Linked DNA regions of Homo sapiens: region 2 is linked to region 1. A link is a contact called in ENCODE Hi-C or POLR2A ChIA-PET data. All regions are on one chromosome and are shown on one strand. The core of a region is the stretch at or near the end of the contact, and the rest is flanking DNA. Distances in the headings are between cores, read along the strand shown. Region 1 overlaps LINC02343 (long intergenic non-protein coding RNA 2343). Region 2 overlaps LINC02343 (long intergenic non-protein coding RNA 2343).

The links. A loop is a pair of places that touch in the nucleus more often than their neighbours do. ChIA-PET counts read pairs that join two places held with the same protein, here RNA polymerase II (POLR2A).
Region 2: a loop to region 1 is called in a map of prostate gland, with 2.1 times the contacts of the local background. The contact joins two enhancer-like sites. A Hi-C loop is called at or near these places in 4 of 168 maps with a recorded cell type or tissue (PC-3, PC-9, endothelial cell of hepatic sinusoid and 1 more). POLR2A ChIA-PET finds 5 or more read pairs at or near these places in 1 of 52 experiments (HCT116).

The regions. Positions count from the first base shown.
Region 1 is chr13:34,417,377-34,420,955 of GRCh38, reverse strand. All of the region lies in intron 1 of LINC02343 (long intergenic non-protein coding RNA 2343), which reads right to left. Among named protein-coding and RNA genes, the nearest start is that of LINC02343, 71 kb to the right of the region's middle. Within about 2 kb of position 1,820, at least 2 of the 41 ENCODE cell types and tissues checked have a DNase peak (open chromatin) inside an H3K27ac peak, as active enhancers do.
Region 2 is chr13:34,457,136-34,460,714 of GRCh38, reverse strand. The region is part of intron 2 of LINC02343 (long intergenic non-protein coding RNA 2343); the gene reads right to left. The region is part of intron 2 of LINC00457 (long intergenic non-protein coding RNA 457); the gene reads left to right. Among named protein-coding and RNA genes, the nearest start is that of LINC02343, 110 kb to the right of the region's middle. Within about 2 kb of position 1,879, at least 5 of the 41 ENCODE cell types and tissues checked have a DNase peak (open chromatin) inside an H3K27ac peak, as active enhancers do.

The sequences.
Region 1 (3,579 bases), core at 571-3,070:
AATATGAGTGATGTTCTTATAAGAAGAGGGAAATTTGCACAGGGACACACCCAGAGGAGAATGCCATGTGAAGCCACAGACACATGAAGGTGGAGGCTGCTGCACACCAAGCAACCTTGGTGCTAGGAGAATCCTCCCCTAGAGGCTTTGGAGGCAGCATGGCCCAGCCTATACCTTAATCTTGGACTTTTAGCCTCCAGAACAGTGAAAGACTAAATTTCTGTTGTTTAAAGCCACTCAGTTTGTGGTGCTTCGGTGTTTTTTGTTTTGTTTTGTTTTGAGATGGAGTCTTGCAACCTCTGCCTCAGAGCTTCAAGCAATTCTCCTGCCTCAACCTCTCAAGTAGCTGGGACTACAGGTGGGCATCACCATGCCCGGCTAATTTTTTGTATTTTTAATAGAGATGGGTTTCTCCATGTTGGCCAGACAGGTCTCAAACTCCTGACCTCAAGAGATCACCCGCATTGGCCTTCGAAAGTGCTGGGATTACAGACATGAGCCACCACACCCGGCCCAGTTTGTGGTGCTTTGTGACATAGGCCTAGGGAATTAATAGAGTTCCATTGTAGGATGGACAGGGATGCTGCAGCCTGGTGCTCTCAGAGTAAAAGATACTCTTTCTGAGTTTCGCAGCCTCTTTCAGATGTCAGGGTGAGGACAGGGAAGGCAGCATTCTTCTGGATAGTTAGTTGATAATACCAGCAGATAATATCAGAGAGAGCTGGCAGTTGATAATACCAGAGAGAGTTGTTCCCCTCTCTCAGTGGTCAGTGAGGGTTGTTGGACTGCTGGGCCTCACCTTGTGATCCAGCCACGCAACACAATCCCAGGGTGGGCGGCACTTGCCTGAGCGTAGAGGCTGCCAGCAGTCACACCTCAGGCTGCAGGCTACTCCTCTGCATGTCCTTTCCTGTGGCTCAGTGTTCATTAAGAAGTCCTGTCATTATGGACCACGGGAGTCCAGAGAGGTAGCCTGGCCAGTTACTTTGACAACCTCATGATGTCATGCTTTAAACTACTTCCTGGCTACAGATCTAATGCAATTCTCGATATTGTCCGCTCCTACCAGCCTGGGTGACAGCAGCTAAAGCAAGAGCTTACAGCTCACTTTTAATGATCCCCTTAGTGACATCTTTAGGATTCATTTGCATTAGCAATGGAAGGTGAGTCTGACTGCTACTAAGCTGCATGGAACTTTTGTCCAGGGGACCCAAGCCTACTGCTGGCATATCTGGCTCAGCCCCTGGGAGGCTTTCCTCATCCTCCTTGTTATGCTGTAGTTAGGATTACCTGCAGCAGTTCAGCAACAAAGAATGAACATGACCCTCAGTCAAATGGATTCCTGAGAACTTCCCCACCATGAGCTGGACCCTGAATATATCAGAAAATCTTATCCCAAGGGGTTTCTTAACAAAGCAGTTTCTCTGTCATCGATCATTCTCCCGCCTTTTAGATTTTCATCTTTAGAGTTTTGAAAGTATGTTTGTAAAAAGCAAAGGCGCTGGAGTGTAGTCAGCATCAGCACATGCACACATGCACACCTCGCTTCCCAGCTTCTCAGTGCTTTCTCTCCAGTCCTGGTGAAAAGCATCCTCAGGCAACATCCTGATTAGTAAGAGAGCAGAGCAGGCAGGCTGCTTTCTCCATGGAGAAAAGACAGCTGCGTTTACTCTTTGACAGAGGCCTAAAGTGGGTGCACGCTCGACTGTGTGTGAGAGATTTGACTTGCCTGTCTCTTTCAATGAGGATGTGGACTCTCATCTCCTAATGGCAGGCAAGAGGGGGGTTGAGCAGGAAGACTCCACACGTGGTGTCTCTCCAGTACTGGCATTGGAGCCAGCTGCAGTAAGCCCAACAGACAGAGCTAGAGAAGCTGAAGCTACAGCCTCCTGCAGGATTTCTGTGAGCTGGTACCAAGGGGCCTTCTGCACTGCAGGGGAATAAGCCACTTCATGAGGATTCTTTTATCTGATCAGATGGGCAAAAACTTTTGATGTACCCTTAGAAACATAACAGCCATTGGCTGACAGTCTAGATTTATGGGGTCAGGGGCTCCCCATCATCTTTGAAAGCCATGCTTCGTGTCAAAGCCAGAGAATTTTTTGTTAAGAAGCCCTCAGACCCAGAGGGTATTTTCTGGGGGGTGGGGGGGGGGGTGCGCAGTGGGTAGAAGGAAGTGAAGAGCGAAGGAGTCCAAAAATCTCCTCCAACATGCGGATGCTATTTGCTAATACCCATGCCAACTCCATGGCAGCAACTGCTTCCTAATGCCCACTGCAGTTCTGACCTTTTTGTTATGTCTTTGAAGTGGTGATATCTGGCTAGAACTGGGAGTCTCACAATCTGGAAGACAAGAAAAATACGAGAGAGAATCAGAAGGGGAAGCCTAAGATCTAGGCATGATCCCCACACTTGCAGCACAAATGGAGACAGGTGTTAGCAGTGTAGGCAATACTTGTGCTCTCCAGTGATCCCTTTACCCCCTTCTCTCTTTGGGTAACTTGCTGATATGCCTATAGATGAAGACAGACCCTTTTTCATCTGATTGAGGGTGTCAGCTTAAACTGTGGCCTCAGGACCCAGTTACATGTTGGAATAACATTCATCTCAGTACATCAGAAGTTGTGACCACTTTTCAATTTCTGTGACAATAATTAATATAAGCATGTTGTATGTCACTTAGAGATTTGCCTTAAAATTGAACGTTGTTGCACGATTTAAGCAACTGCTTTGCATTTTCTTTTATGATCGCTTGTGCCAAGTAAAGGCAAATGATATCATAGCATTCGAAAAGGAAAATTACACAGAGGTTCAAATTGGAAAGGGGGTAGGAGAAATGAATCATTTTGGGGCCTACAGAATATAGGCATGCTGAAATCCAAAGAATTTGTGCTGTGGCAGCCAGTACCATATTTTTGCTGGGAACAGATGTATTATGCAGATTCCATTTTTTGCACAAACTTGCAACCATCCATCAGCAAAAAGTGCAGCAGTAAAAAAGCAGTGCAGAATTTTCTGTTGATTCTAGCAGTAAGTGCATTAGATATCTATGTAATTCAGGTTTCAATAACCCTGCAACGTGAGACTTATCTTCATGTGAACAAACAAGACAGTTGCAGAGTTATCAAGGGAAATCTTATTAAAATTGGGATCTAAGAATTGACAAAGTTTTGGATTTTACAAGGCCTGATGCTTCTGAACTAGCAAATAAAGCTTTAAAAAGCTATAGCATACTTTTTGTGCAATTTATATATGCCAAAAAAGTTTGTATTTAGTTTCATGGTTTTTTGTTTGTTTGTTTTTTGTTTTTTTTTTTTTTGCAAATGCAAATAGTACAAATAATTTATACCAACACTGAAGATTTGTTGACTTTATTTTTTCTTCAAAAGAAGTTGTGGGAGACAGCTGCTAAGATGCCTCCCAATAATTTCTTCCTTCTGGTATTCATGCCCTGATTGTTTTGTTCCCACATGGTATAAATGTTGGGCTGTGTGGCCAACGGAATACTGCAGAAGTGGTCATTTGAAATAAAGTCATAAAATACAGTGTGGCTGTCTTTCTCCTTCTCTCCAATTGCTC
Region 2 (3,579 bases), core at 630-3,129, 40 kb before region 1:
CCAAAGTAAAAAAATTAGCAAACTCCATATAGTTCATTTAATATTCTTATCCAGATATTCTTTATTTTATTGTCATCATAAATGTCAGAACTGACAACAACTCTTCATGCTATTATTCAAGAGATAACTCTTTATGCTATTATTCAATTGTCAATGGTAGAACAATTGACAATTGCAGCCAAGATCCCAGCTCCCATGGCCTGCTAATCGTGACTATGCAAATTTGATCATCTGAGCAGGTAGAAAAAACCTGCCTGCCCATGGATGGGTATGACAATCAACTAAGCATAGAGGGCAGATGGGGACTGGAAGGACAGGACACCAAGCAATTATAGTTTAAGGCTGGATTGGGATGGAAGAAAAGTCTAACCAGAGATTGATAACTCTACCCCTGAGAACTTGTTTTGAGGATGAATTGAATAATAACAACTTAGAAACAATTGCAAAATAAAGAAAATGAGTTGGAATGCCTTCTATGTCAGATGTTTAATGTTGTTGCAGTCAGCTGCAGTGGAGCTGCAGACTCATGGCGTACCAGCATGGTAGAGTCAGCATACGCAAGAGGAGGGTACCCTCGTGGATGAAGAAGGCTGTTGGTGTCACGTGCACCTGAGTAAAACACTCCAAAACGTGACCACAACAAGCTTACTCAACCTCTCTTAACATACTCTCTTGCTCTAATGCATGACACTTTGCTCATTTCCTGTTGCCTGGGACCTCGAGGTTTGTGTGATATGGCCCTCAGGAAGGGGAAATGGGGTGTTCACCACGGTCAAGGAGCCTGGAGACAAGGGGAAGTAGGGGAGCACCAGTGATAAACGGTGCTCATGCCAAACATGTTCTTTCAACATAAGAATGAATGTTAAACACATGGAAATAAGGCAAAAATCCAGATAACACACATGCATGTGGATATATGCATGAAGAGACCCCAAGTGGGTGTCCTGACAGCATTGAAGAAGCATTGCAGTGCATCTGTATTTGCTTGGACATCTAGGCCATTTTTCAAGGTTTATAACTTAGCTATGAAAATGTATTTGTGACATTTTAAGTCCCAGCCTGAGAGCAAATTTTGATTTTTAAATTCAAACTTATCATTCCAAAACTCATTCTGGCACCATTTTAGGGCTGGATGAATTGTTTCAAAGATGTTTATTGCTTTTAAGTCTCTGTTTTATTACCAAGCCTGTAAGATGTAAACTGCTTTGAATTTTGTTAAGATGGTGAGTGATTAGGCAGTGACACGACTTTAAAACAGAAAACACCAAAGAGATTTAACTGGATTAAGAGAGAATAGTACATTTTATGTAGTTAGGCTGTTTCTAAGAATTAAAATATGCCTCATCTGGATATGTATTTCCATCATGTAATATAATAAGGGCTTTCCAAAAATATCACTGTGTTCTTTAGAAGAAAGGATAACAGTTTGTTCTGTGTCAACAGCAATATTGTGTATTTCAAACAGCTTTCAGCTGGGATCTCTAAGCTCTGAACAAATATTATTCAAACCACCTAACACGGAATAGATTTTGCCATGGTTGATCATTGATTAGAGCAGTAGGTTGAGAACTAGATACTCTTGAAGTTGGCTCGCTTTCTTATGACCCAAAGTCAGGTGGCTCAGAACATCTGGGTGCTTCTGAAGCCAAGAGCCTCTTTAAACTGCCAAACTCATTGTCAAGTGTCTGGCTGCCTTCAAAAATCACAGCTGTGCAACTTGATACATCCTAGGCTTTTAGGATTCTGATTGCAAGTTATAGAAACCAACTGAGATAAATAAAGAAAATAAAGACAATTTATTATGAAGTACCAGAGATTTCACAGAACACAAAGACAGGAGTGCAGCCAGGCCTTGGGAAGGACTGGAATGGAGAACTGGCAAGCCACTGGGAACCCACTCTGTGTTCTCACTCACACTCTGCATCTGCTTCTCACGTGCCTATTCCTAAAGGCTTTTTTTCTTTTAAGACTCAGTTCTTTTCACCCTCCTCTACATGGCATAGTGTGGTCGTCCTCAACTGCTGTGTTCATATCTTTTAAACGTTGCTTCCAAAAGGGTCACTGCCTCTGTTTCTCTGTATTAGTTGCCTATTGCTGTGTAACAAATGACACCAAAACTTGATGGCTTAAAGCAACAAACATGTATTATCTCAGTTTCTGTGGAAGCAAGAATCTAGGTTTGTCTTAGCTGGTCCTCTTTCTTAAGGTCTCGTTCGAGGCTGCAATTAAGGTGTTGACCAGGGCTGCAGTCTCATCTGAAGGCTTCACTAATGAAGTTGCCAAACTCCCTCACTTGGCTGTTGGCGGGATTCAGTTCCTTGAAGGTTATTAAGCCCTCTTAATTCCTTGCAACATGGGCCCCTCTCTAGGGCAGTTCACAACATGACTGCTGGTTCCCATCAGGTTGAGCAAGTGAAAGAGATCAGAGATGAAACGCAAGATGGAAGTCTCTGTCTTCTTGAAACCTAATCATGGAAATGACATTCTCTCAGTTTTAGGTCTTCTATTTGTTAGAAATGAGACACTAGTTTCAGCCCACACTGAACTGATGGGAGAGACATCCACTCCAGTGGATAGAGATCACTGGGAGCCCTTTCAGAGGCTGCCTATCACAACTTCTCTGTCTTTGTTCTTTCCTGTCATCATTTTGTTTTCTTCCCAATTCCAAATTTATTGGCAAAGGTCTCTGACTTACTGACCCATCTTCAGTCAGGTGCTTATCGTTGTTCCAATCAGCTGTAGGGAAACCCAGAATCACAGTATCCATGGTTCTGTGGTGTTTGTACTAGGGCAAGACAAAGAGGACCATCACGGATGAAGAAGACAGTCACAGAGCATGGATCAGAGTAAAACACTCCAATGCGTGACCACAACAAGCTCGTTCAAGCTCTTTTACTTAATGGAAATAAAATTTCCGAGCAGATTATTCACCTCCACAAAAGACTGGTTCAATGCACGTAAATTTTCTGTGTAATTAAAGTCCTTAATTCTGATATACATATGTAATGAAGATTAAAGCATTTTTTTTTTTTTTCTTTTTTGAGGCAAAGTCTTGCACCATTGCCCAGGCAGGAGTGCAGTGGTGCAATCTCGGTTCACTGCAACCTCTGTCTCCTGGGTTCAAACGATTCTCCTTCCTCAGCCTCCTGAGTAGCTGGAATTACACGTGCGTGCCACCATATCCAGCTAATTTTTGTAATTTTAATAGACATGGGATTTCGCCACGTTGGCCAGGCAGGTCTTGAACTCCTGACCTCAAGTGATTTGCCTGCCTCAGCTTCCCAAAGTGCTAGGATTACAGGTGTGAGCCACCGCACCCAGCCAAAGTGGGTTTTTAAGAATTCATTATATGTACCATTACTCTTTTTCTTAAGAAAAGTGTTTATTATTTTTAAAATTGTAGTAAAATATGCATAATGTAAAATTTACCATTTTAACCATTTTAAAGTTGCAGTTTTGTGGCATTAAGTACATTCACATTGTTGTGCCACCGTCACCACGATTCATCCCCGGGACTTTTCATCTTCCAGAATTGAAACTCTGTATCCATCCAACTCTAACTCCTCATTTTCCTATCCT